3 separate regions of the Homo sapiens genome follow, and all the other regions are linked to region 2. The links are chromatin contacts, found by Hi-C or POLR2A ChIA-PET in ENCODE. All regions are on one chromosome and are shown on one strand. Each heading gives the region's core, a stretch centred on a gene start or an enhancer-like site at or near the end of the contact. The rest is flanking DNA. Distances are from core to core; before and after follow the strand shown.

What was found. A loop is a pair of places that touch in the nucleus more often than their neighbours do. ChIA-PET counts read pairs that join two places held with the same protein, here RNA polymerase II (POLR2A). Pooled maps may share reads with other maps.
Region 1: a loop to region 2 is called in a map with no recorded cell type, with 4 times the contacts of the local background. The contact joins two enhancer-like sites. A Hi-C loop is called at or near these places in 1 of 37 single-sample maps with no recorded cell type and 3 of 50 pooled maps. POLR2A ChIA-PET finds 5 or more read pairs at or near these places in 2 of 52 experiments (B cell and activated B cell).
Region 3: a map of PC-3 shows a loop between it and region 2 (2.5-fold over the local background). The contact joins two enhancer-like sites. A Hi-C loop is called at or near these places in 1 of 168 maps with a recorded cell type or tissue (PC-3), 6 of 37 single-sample maps with no recorded cell type and 5 of 50 pooled maps. POLR2A ChIA-PET finds 5 or more read pairs at or near these places in 2 of 52 experiments (OCI-LY7 and activated T-cell).

Annotation. Positions count from the first base shown.
Region 1 is chr5:159,049,662-159,053,516 of GRCh38, reverse strand. All of the region lies in intron 6 of EBF1 (EBF transcription factor 1), which reads left to right. Among named protein-coding and RNA genes, the nearest start is that of EBF1, 48 kb to the left of the region's middle. Within about 2 kb of position 1,981, at least 23 of the 41 ENCODE cell types and tissues checked have a DNase peak (open chromatin) inside an H3K27ac peak, as active enhancers do; they include B cell, where a contact is called at or near this core.
Region 2 is chr5:158,846,809-158,850,458 of GRCh38, reverse strand. The region is part of intron 6 of EBF1 (EBF transcription factor 1); the gene reads left to right. Among named protein-coding and RNA genes, the nearest start is that of EBF1, 250 kb to the left of the region's middle. Within about 2 kb of position 1,643, at least 2 of the 41 ENCODE cell types and tissues checked have a DNase peak (open chromatin) inside an H3K27ac peak, as active enhancers do; they include B cell, where a contact is called at or near this core.
Region 3 is chr5:158,693,618-158,696,937 of GRCh38, reverse strand. It overlaps EBF1 (EBF transcription factor 1), which reads left to right. Exons shown (of 16, transcript NM_024007.5): 16 at 1-1,018. Among named protein-coding and RNA genes, the nearest start is that of LINC02227, 290 kb to the right of the region's middle. Within about 2 kb of position 1,262, at least 7 of the 41 ENCODE cell types and tissues checked have a DNase peak (open chromatin) inside an H3K27ac peak, as active enhancers do.

The DNA of each region.
Region 1 (3,855 bases), core at 732-3,231, 200 kb before region 2:
CATTAGTTTTGCCTGCAAGAATAAATCCCTGTAATATGTAAAATAAGGGGCCAGAGGCAGAGTAAAATTAGTCTTTTCTTGGTTACAGATGACTGGTGTGGCAGTGACTGGCATTGGCGTTTTGCATGTTCTATGTGTTATTGTCATTACTGTAATTACTGATGATAACTAACCATTTATGAAGCCACATATTAGCTGAATTCTGGGTATTCTCTCATTTAATCCTTACAGCAATTCTATGTGCTGAGTATTCTTATTTCTCCCATTTTACAGATGAGGAAACTGGGGCTTCAGTTGGTTAAATAACTTGCCCAACGTCAACATAGCTATTAAGTGGTGGAGCTGGGATGCCAACCTTGCAGTGTCTGACCCCAAAGATCAGGGTTTTAATCATAACACTATTCTGCCTCTATTTAAAAACTAACATTTCCATTTTCTAAGCGCAGCCCTTAATATATTCATTTAGGCAAATTTCCATCCTTTGCTGGCGTAATCGCTATTCCTTTTGTTGGTCATTGCTCCCCTGGGCTTCCTTCAAACATGGTCAGAGGTGCCCCAGACTTTTTAAAGATGGAAGAAAGGCCACATGGCCCTGCATAATTTGACCGAGACAGCTGTGCAGTTGGTTGTCTCATTTAAATTACAACCACAAAAAAGATGTGCCAGGCTTCATTGACACAAAGCTAAGGGCAGGAACACGGAACCGTTTCCTGAACCTGCCCTGGGTTCCTGCCAAAGGTAAGCAGCCACGCTCAGCAGGGTCTCACGGACCACTGAGGAGGCAGTGAGCTTCACTAAAACAATTATCCCTCCCCAGGGCTCTGCCGAAGGTTTGCAGCTCCAAATTCTCATGGTAAAGGATCCGTCCAGTCTCTGAATTCCAGCTTAGAATGGCTGACCTAGGCAGGACAATTCCTCTGAGAGCGAGGGAGAAAAAACAAAAGTGTGGGATTTAAAAGGCTGGTATTGCAAAGGATCATCTTGACAGGCTGTGGCTCAGATTTAGAGAAACCCCGAACTGATTTGCAGAGGACTGAACACCAAACCTTGTAACCACAGAGCAGACTTCGGGGAGGTAGTCATAGGACCTGACAAGCAATCTTTTAATACAGAATCTGGTACAAAGATCCATGTGTGTATTTTTGCTGTGGTTTTTTTTTTTTTTCTATATCTTTTGGAATGGAGTCTAATCGTCCAAAGGATAGTTTTCACGTGTAGTGTTTTTCTCTTTGATTTGAGATAGGAGGTTTTCTGTGGCTGCTAAGCAATACACATATACCTACGTGGCATACAATGTCTTTTTTTTTTGGTGGAATTCTTAGCATGCATATTTTTCTCAGCTAAATGATTTTTAACAGCAGTTATTTAGTTCCTATTGCACCTTTCCAAAATTGCGTTCATGGTAGATACTTCTCAAATAAGGTTTAGTTTTATTAAAATTCTTACGTCTTTCTGAAACAAATATACTAAATCTTCCAGAAGAGCCCATAATAATAATAATTTTTTTGCGTGTGTCTTATGAGCCTGTGCGTATGTGTGCACCACGCAGATTTGTGTACACATTTGTATGTAATACTGTTACAACTATAAATGGCAAAAGAACGTATTTTAAGCCTCTTGGGGTTTCAACAAATTGTGATAAAAGGGTGGTGGTGGCCGAGATGACTTTCTCCCACTCTATTAAGAAAAAGTGCAAAATGAATGAGGGCAAACTGCTGGCTGCGATTGTGATTGTGCACAACTGCAAAGCGGGATCGGCTGGGATGGAGGCCACGGAGCAGGAACACCCCGTGTCTTGCCCCCCCTTCTGAATGCCTCTCAGTAGTGGCATTGTGGGGACTCATGAATTACTTCTTACAGTCGGGGCTCCTTGCTATAAATCCAGCCCTGGTGCCGAGCGCACTGTGGGCAGCGGAGCACCGAGCCGGGCCGGCGGTGTTTGTGTTGTTGTTAGCGACACGTAGCGAGTTCCTCCTAAGCGGAAAGGCCCCGGCTCCAGTTTGTCGCCAGCGAAAGCCGAAACACGAGTCGCACATGTGGAGCGGGAGCCGTCAGCCGCCGGGCGGCGGGGTGGGGGGGTGGGGGGCTGCGGGAGCGGGGGGGAGGGGGAGGGAATGCGGCCCGAGGCGGGGCCTAGCGCTCACCGGGGGATTTGTTTGGGGGGCTGGGGAGGGGAGAGAGGGGACAGGGTGGGAGCAAAGAAAGTAGCCCAAGGGGAACCAGGAAAAGGATGCCTTGACCTCTAAATGTTGTGCCCTCCCCGTGACATCTCACTACTTGTGAGAATATTTGAGAATTAAAATAAAAAAAAAAGGAACCCTTTGTGGTGCGGCTTCAAAATGGTTTTCCTTCCCAGGATATCCTGTGCCTGTCTTTGGGTGAGTTTTTCATAGGTTACTTGGTTAGGAGACTTCTCCTATCCCTTTAAGAGGTAAAAACATAAAAAACAAATGTAAATGTAGGGACTTTAACACTTCCCCCCTTCCTAACATTCGTATAATTGCTGTTAAGCCACACTGAAAACCCTGGGGCCTGGTGTTCACCAGGGTAAAGTTACATTTCACAAGCAGAAAATTGACTCACCACTTAGGAAAATTGGCTACCAATTATGTGTCAAAGGCTCTAAAGTCAGACCTGAGGTTTTCTTTTTGCCAGAATGGGGAATTAAAAAGAGCACAGGCACCCAGCTTTGTACCCACTACTCCCTCCGGGAGCAATTCTTGCTTGCCGCTGGGTTTCTTCTGAGTTTGCTTCTAAGCCTTGGCGGGGAAGGAGGGCTCCTGGCTGAACCCAGCCAGACTGGCTAGCAGGATGAACGGAGGCAGGAGTCAGTCAACCCTTATAAGGGAGTTCATGCACAAGTATGTTACAAACATGCTTATGGCCTGTGTGCAGAAAGTAACTGGTGGCCTAGCACAGTTGACCAAAGTTCTGAGAGCTATGACTGAGACTCAGGGGCCCAGGGGAGCTGGAGAAAGGAGGGGCTTCTGAAGGCCAAGTCACTAAAGTCAAGGGACATCTGCTGTCTCTGGTGACATGTTTATCACACCCACACCACGTACATTGTCCTGGAAATTTATTGTTGTCTCCTCTTGTAGGAGAAGCCACCTGGGCAGGAGGGGAGACAGTCCCTTGTGGGAGGACTGATGGTCCTGGTGGGGAAGCATGGAGGGGTAGAAGTCAAGAGAGAACAAGAGGAAGAGACAGACAGGGATACAGAGTCATAGATACAGGGGCAGAGGAAGAGCAATGCAGAGAGGGAGAGGGAGGAGAGGAGAGAGAGAGGGAGGAGAGGAGAGAGAGAGGGAGGAGAGGAGAGAGAGAGAAAAGAGAGAAGAGAGAGAGAGAGAGAGAGAGAGAGAGAAAGAGAAACGAACCTCTTGTTTACTTCTCTCCCCGCTGTCCCCTGGTTCTCCTGTATCCACTTTCTTGACATACTCCTTGCCTTCTTCCAAGGCCTGCTTTCTGTTCCTGTCAGAGTGGCTTATCCTTGGTTTTGTTTTTAATGCCGTGAAATTAAACCTTATTTAGTGCTTCATTTTCTGCCTCTAGAGGGAGAGAAAGAGAAAGCGTTAGGACCCACCAAATTGAATGAATTTGCTGTGCTGTGTCGGAGAGAGTTAGTTTTGTAGGACAACCGGGATGTAAAATCATTCTGGAGATTATCACCAGATAAGCACCCCTCCCAAGAACACGATGTGATATGTAATAATTTTAGTGAGGAAAACCATCCTTGTTTTGCCTTCTGGGAAATCTTATGCTATTTCTATTTGATTCTAACGTTGGACAATTTCCAGAGTTCTGAAGAACCAACTATCTTAACTCCTCAATGATTTTGACAGGGAAGACAAAAAA
Region 2 (3,650 bases), core at 394-2,893:
CTGAGGTAATTCTGATGAAGACAGCATGAGAACTGTACTTCAATGAACTTTCACAAGGGAAGGGACTGGGTTGTCTGTTGTATGCCTTCTGTTTGGTGCAAAGTAGGTGCTTAGTAAATACTTATTGAATAAGGACAGACTGAATGAATAAATAGATAACCTAAGAAAATAGGCTGAATGAAGAAATAGTAAATCATTAAGAGTTTTAACTAAGGGTTTCAACAAAAGTCAACAGAATGGTCTGTAGAATTTTGGAGAAGAAACTAAACAGACTTTAGTTATATGGCCTTTTATTCCTTTGGGTTACACTTGAATGATGGGAAAACAATGGCAGGTTTAACTTGGAGATAAAAATTTCTCAACATCAAAGTTTAAAATATTAAGTAGGAAGTTAAGGACACCAATGGTGTGGAGCCTTCCCAGTTGATACTCATGTATGAATTATGCAATATGAAACTAATAAATGATGTACATTTTACAGAGTGTGAGATGGATAGCTCTTAACTGTTCACATTTGAGTTAAATGGTAAATCTTAGAGCATAGAAACTTTGAGAAAGCCACTCGTAATCTTTAGTTCCTAATTTATTCCTTGTAGAATGGGGCCAACATCCCTAGGTTCTGTGCTGAATGATATTCACTTGAAGTTTTACAATGCAGTTGTTTGTTATTTCATTAAAGTAGTGCCTATTCATAGAAAAGTCAGAAAATATAGAAGAAAGAAATAATCTTTGTGCTATAATTCAAAGCTAACTGCCATTAATATTTGCAGGTAGTTTAAGTCAGCTGTGTATTCAGTGCTTTGCATGTACAGCTGTGCAAGGAGCTGTCAGGAATGGAAAGGCACTATCAGAAGTCCGTGGTGTCTTGCAGGGGCAGACCATTATACAAGCAACTGCAGGCCTTGCAGTGAAGACCAAGTGTGACAAGTGCTGTAACAGAGTGTAGGTGGCAGGGATTAATTCTAGCTCTGGGTATCTGGGAAGGTTTCATGAGCTCAGTACATTTATACCGCACCTGGAGGGATAAGTGGGATGATGGGAAGCTGAGATGGTGTGGGAGTGAGGGAGGCATTTCAGATCCAGGGAGGCAGCCTATGGTGAAGGCAGGAAGGAGATTTCATGTTCAGGGCACAGGATGTAGCTTGGTGTGACTTAGCAAAGAATGCTGAAAAGTGAAGAGTAGGAGAGCATATTATTGGCATTATTAGGGACTTTGAAAGATTCACTGATCTAGCCCCTGCCAGAACAGCCACAACTGATTAATATTTTAAAAGTATTCAATCTTCCTTGGCAATTACTTGAATACTCTATCATCCTAAGAGTCAAAAGTTTTCCTGGGAATTTGAATGTAAAGAGTTGTCTTCTTTTTTACTTTTCTTTTGGAGAAAAACTTGAACCAAAATCATGGTGCTCTTAGTAAAATTGGTATTGAATGAGAAGCATCACTACATATTGGACTCTCTGGAAAGGTCTGTTGGTTGAGTAAGTGAATGAATGTGTGACAACGAACATTTGTACTTTTTGAAGTCTTGAATCATAAGTTGAGCATCCAGGCAGAACTGTATGCCTCAGTTACTGTGGACTTGAACTTCTTGATCTCTCTCTGACATCTGTCACCTCCACAGGGGAAGTTAATATCGAAACCCTCTGAGTCCTTAGAAGGGAAAAGTGAAATTCTAACGTGAGATTCTAAATGAATCTGCTTTAAAATGCTAAACACATATGTACTGAACAAGGAGATATTAACAGCCTTTCATTTTCAACCCCTGGCTTTCTGTCTGCATGAAACACACACAAAAGTAGTGACTGGTGACTATCATAATTACATATAGTATAATTTAATCCTTATGGTGATGTTCATTGACACTTCCCAAGAGACCCAGATTACATTGGTTTTGTTTTGGCCACTGTTCTCCATATTTGGGTTGGTTCTGTTACCAGATCACCCACTGGTCTTTCATTATGGTTAAAATGCATTTGAGGGATCACAAATAGGGTGAGAGTGGTTGGGAGCAAACTCAAAAAATATTAAAATTTATAATTGGCTATAATCTAGTGAAAGTGTTGGCATTTCTAGTGAAATGATTATGCTGGCTTCAGTTGTAATTTTGAATGAATCTGGTGATGATAATAAGAATATAACCAGAATGGTCAATGATCCCACGATATATATATAACATGTAAAGAATATAGTTTAATGGATGTGGGCTTTGGAGTCAAACTGCCTATGTTCAAATCTCAGCTCCACTTGTTACTAGATGGGAAACCTTGGGCAAATTACCTTACCTCTTGGTAGCATTATCTGTAAAATGAGAAAAGAAGTAGAATCTCATAGGACTGTTGTACAGAGTAAACTGATACATGCAAAGCACTCAGGACACGGCCTTACACATGGTGCAGTGCTTGTGTTTGCTGTAGTAACTGCTAAGTTGAGGAGCTGAGGCTCCTTCTGCCTCATTTTTTATGCTTGGCTTTGTGGGGTGGGTCGCTGTTACTGAAGCAAAGTTGCCACCTGCCTGTGCATCCTTTTCAGCCTGGGGAAAGATTTACACCAGTAATCCAGAAGTGCAAGTCCTGATACCTTTGCTCAAAACCTGTCCCTTGGTCTGCAGGAACTCTGTGGCCATGATTCCCAGTAGAAATTTGGTTCCTTGTAATGGAAACAGTTTAAAACAAATGTGTCCTCAGTCTGTCCCCAGTTCCAAGAAGGACAGACGGACACTTGGTTTTGTGATCTGCCTCATTTCTGCCACATTTCAAATCATTAGGATGACTTCAAATATTCGCCCAGGGCCAGAGTTTGCACCTTAATATGTTTTGGCAAGAAACACTTGGCATTTGAGTAATCTGTGTAAAAGAACATCCGTGAGGATAAACATCTTCTCTACCACACATGAACTTAGAATTCTTTCTCTCTTAAATTTCCAGTCAGACATTGCTAGGGGAGTAAGTTGGGCCAGATAGCCAGAAGTCAGTGTTAAGCTACAGCCCCCTTGCTCTAACCTCCCTTCTCTGTGTCATTTCTAAGAAATTGTAATTTTTTCTTTCCCCATTGGCAACTGGTTAGTTGTCCTGTCCTCTACCTATTCACTGTCTCAAGACTTTTTCCTGCCTTTCAGATTTGACTTCTAGTATGAGGAGACCTACGTGGAGTGCGTCCTTTTCCTTAAAACTATTTTTAAATTCTTTCATTGGCTGCTGTGCTATGACAAAACCATTTTGTTTTTTTAAATTCTTGCCACTAATGATGCCCTTCCCTCAAGGGCATACTCTGAGCTCTGAGGTAATGAATGCTTTTCAGGTTGATCATGTTCATCCCTTCAGGCTGAGAACACTTTCCAGAAATGCCCAAGATCTAAAGGACCTTGGCCAGTGGAAAAGGTAAACTTCTTGAAATCAGTGGCCAAGAATAGGGGCAGCCACATGCTCTCCCCCTGGGATCCCCAAGATAGTGCCACAACTCGGTACCATTCCACCCTCCACTGCAGGGAGAGAGGAGAGAATTTGCTTCATCTGTGCAGAATTCCCTCCAGGATCTTATTCCTCCCCTTTCTGCCCACCCCACCTCTCAAACAGAATGATTGGTGCTTAAGTCAAAGAGGGTCTCTCTCAGGAATGCATGTTAATATCAGAAAAGGAGAGGAAGTCAG
Region 3 (3,320 bases), core at 13-2,512, 150 kb after region 2:
TCTAAGAAAAAAGAAAAAGAAAAAAAGAAAAAAAAAAAAACAAAGAAATCGAAAAGCACAAAAGAACTGTTTTGTTACCTTAAGACAATGTAACTTTTTCTAGTAGAGCAAGAAATCATTTACAACAATGCTGCAACTGTGCATGCCCCCATATGGATTTTGCAATGGTTTTCACTAGGCTGTCAAGAGTGCGATTTTTATGGGTTGGGGTGGGTGGGGGAGGGGAGTTGTGGGAGGGTAGGGGAGGGAGGAAAGCTGTTTTTCATGGTGAGAAATAATAATGATGACTAATAATAATAAAAAAAACTGGAAAATGTAAGCAAGGTGGACGCATTGCTTCTCGGTACTCAGAAAGGTTATCTGAATTTGCGTGGTAAGCGCTGGCCTGAAGATGTACACAAGTTAAAGCCATATTTTATCTGGTGAGCCCCTTAACTGTTTCTGAAGGAATGAACGGTCAGCCGGGAAGGTGTCCGGCTTAGACCTTGACAACAGACACTACCCATCTGTCAGCCATGTGCAGTGGTTAGAACTCTTCTTGAAAGTCCAAAGAGCCTTTAAAATGTGTATAATTTGTGTTTTGTTGCTTCTATTTCTATTGATTAGATGAAAAGACATTCTGGCCCTCTGATCCTCTTTCTTCTCCACAAAAGTTTTACAAATAAAAGATGTTCCCCTAAATACAGAATATGGCTTTAAGAAGAAAATGAAATGAAGAATTAAATTAAGATTTCAGTGTTGGGGGAAAAAATACAGCTTCTGGATGACTGGATTGCATAACATTGCCCTGGCCTCACATTGTACTAGGATGCAGCTTAAATGAAGTCATCTCTAAATCTACTAACCTTTCACCTTCTTATCAAAACTTTTTGAATAGACACACACTGTACAGTTCAATTGTTAGAGAACCTAACTACTGTAGAGATTGTTAAATTTTTTTTTTTTTTTTGCAAAAATTCAAGCTGTAAAAACTTTTCAACTTTCACAATATTTAATTAAAGTTACTTCCTGTCTGTGATGGCAGCTCCTAGTTGTGTATTCATTTCTCTATTTCAGATGAGCCAAAGTCCAACATAATGTAAAAGGTCTGTGTTTGCAATGACTCAGATCAGTCTTGATACCCAGTGAAAAGGAATTAGGGTAGTGCTGGGACACCCTCTTTCTTATGTAGGTCCTTGGGGATTTGCTAATCTGGGATGCAAATTGAACACGCGCAGCGTACTGCTGCCCTCTGCCGGCGGTAGCTGGATGTGCACATGCCCACACCGGTCCATATAGGAGCCAAGAGCCCCCAGCAACTTCAACAGCCAAGCCCTGAGATCCTCCTGCGTGATTGAACTGTGAATCCAGGAAGTGGCCATTCTAGAACCCCTATCCTTCGTGCTACAAATCTGAACCAAGCTTTTCACACACAGCTGCTAATTAATCCCAGCGAGCCTTCTGGTCAACTAATTATGTGCCCTGGCTCATTGATGAGGAGGCATGTGTGAACTGAGCCTTCTGTTATCAATATTTTTTAACCCCACATGAATAAGATACTTTTCCTGTTGGACAGGAGTGAAACATTCCACAAATACTAGATAGGTACCTACTCATGTAAAATTGTTTCACTTTAAATTCCATCATGATCATGAGTCTTTCTAAATGCACACTCAATGATTTTCCTACTTTTACAGTTATTGAACATGATGAGGTTAATGATACTTGTAAAATGCCTCAAAAACTCAGCAGATAGGCTGTAGGCCAACGGAAACTTGATGGCCAGAGGTGATAGGATGGCTGCAACACAGTCACATGTGGTGGGCACTGTTTCGGCTTTGGAATATAGCCCGATTTGAGTAATGAAAGAGAGTGATATATAAGTTAGAGAAGCTGCCATCCTTTTAAAGAAACTTGCTGAAAAGTGTGGCCATTCAATATATGTTTCTTTTGAATTCTGTGTTTGATATAGTTTCCTGTATTAGATGCAGAAGATAAAGATTGAACAAGAGGCCCCTTTTCTCAGGATGCACACCATCTCAGAAAAGACACACTTATATTCAAATTATGCTAGAATGGTCGGCCAGGCTGAGACAGGTGTGCCACAATGCTCCACAGAGCACAGCTGACGTCCACACCTCTGACACGCTGGCCCCTACAGTCTTTAAGGGCTACCTCTTGAAAGTGCTCATTCACTCGATCGTTCATTTATTCATTCATGCTTGTAAACTTTGCGCGTTTCCTATGCCTCTGGTGCTAGGCAAGACATGGTGATACATCGGTGGGCCATGGTGACATTATACCCACTTGGAGCTCATACTTGAGTGGGGCAAATGAACGTTAAGCAGCCACTCAAGTGCCTGTAACAAACGAATCATGGTAATGAAGAAAATGTCTACAATGCTCTGAAAGTACATTGCAGCAGGATCTGATTTAACCTGAAGTGCTGGGAAAGGCTCCAGAGAAAGTAACATTTGAGCTGAGGTATAAAAGCTCAGCAGGAGCTAACCAGGTGGGCCTGGCCCCTTAGGCAGAGGAAATGAGGGAGGTGTAAGAACACTGAGCTTTGGAGCACATAAGGTACATTTAGGAACAGAAAAACTATGTGAGTGGAGTGTGCAGATGTGCACAATGAGACTGTGGGGCTTGGGAGTTCAATTCAGAACATGTCCTGAGCACCTACCACGTGCCTGGTACTGTGCTAGCTGCCAGGTACACTAAGCAAATGGGCCATAGTTCCTGCCTGTAGGGCCTATGGCAAGGCTCATAAACTCACAGCCCCATATTTGTTCATAGGGGCTATGCTGGTTAAAAAATCGGGGTGGGCCAGGCACGGTGGCTCACGCCTGTAATCCCAGCACTTAGGGAGGCCGAGGAGGGTGGATCACGAGGTCAGGAGATTGAGACCATCTTGGCTAACATGGTGAAACCTTGTCTCTACTAAAAATACCAAAAAAAATTAGCTGGGCGTGGTGGTGGGCGCCTGTAGTCCCAGCTACTGGGGAGGCTGAGGCAGGAGAATGGCGTGAACCGGCAGGTGGAGCTTGCAGTGAGCCGAGATTGTGCCACTGCATTCCAGCCTGGGTGACAGAGCGAGACTCCATCTCAAGAAAAACAAAAAATGAGGGGGTAAACTAGGGATAAAAACAACCAGACAGGGAGTGGGAGGGCTGGGGCCACTGGCAAGTGCATGCTCTGTCCAAAGTGAGAATCCCACTTGCTCCAGGCAATTGCTCCCATGTGAGAATGTGGACCCAGTGTTGCCCATCTTTCATTTCTCAAGAATGCCAGATATGTTACTAGATTATTTAAAAATCTGGCATAAAATTTTCATTTTTAAA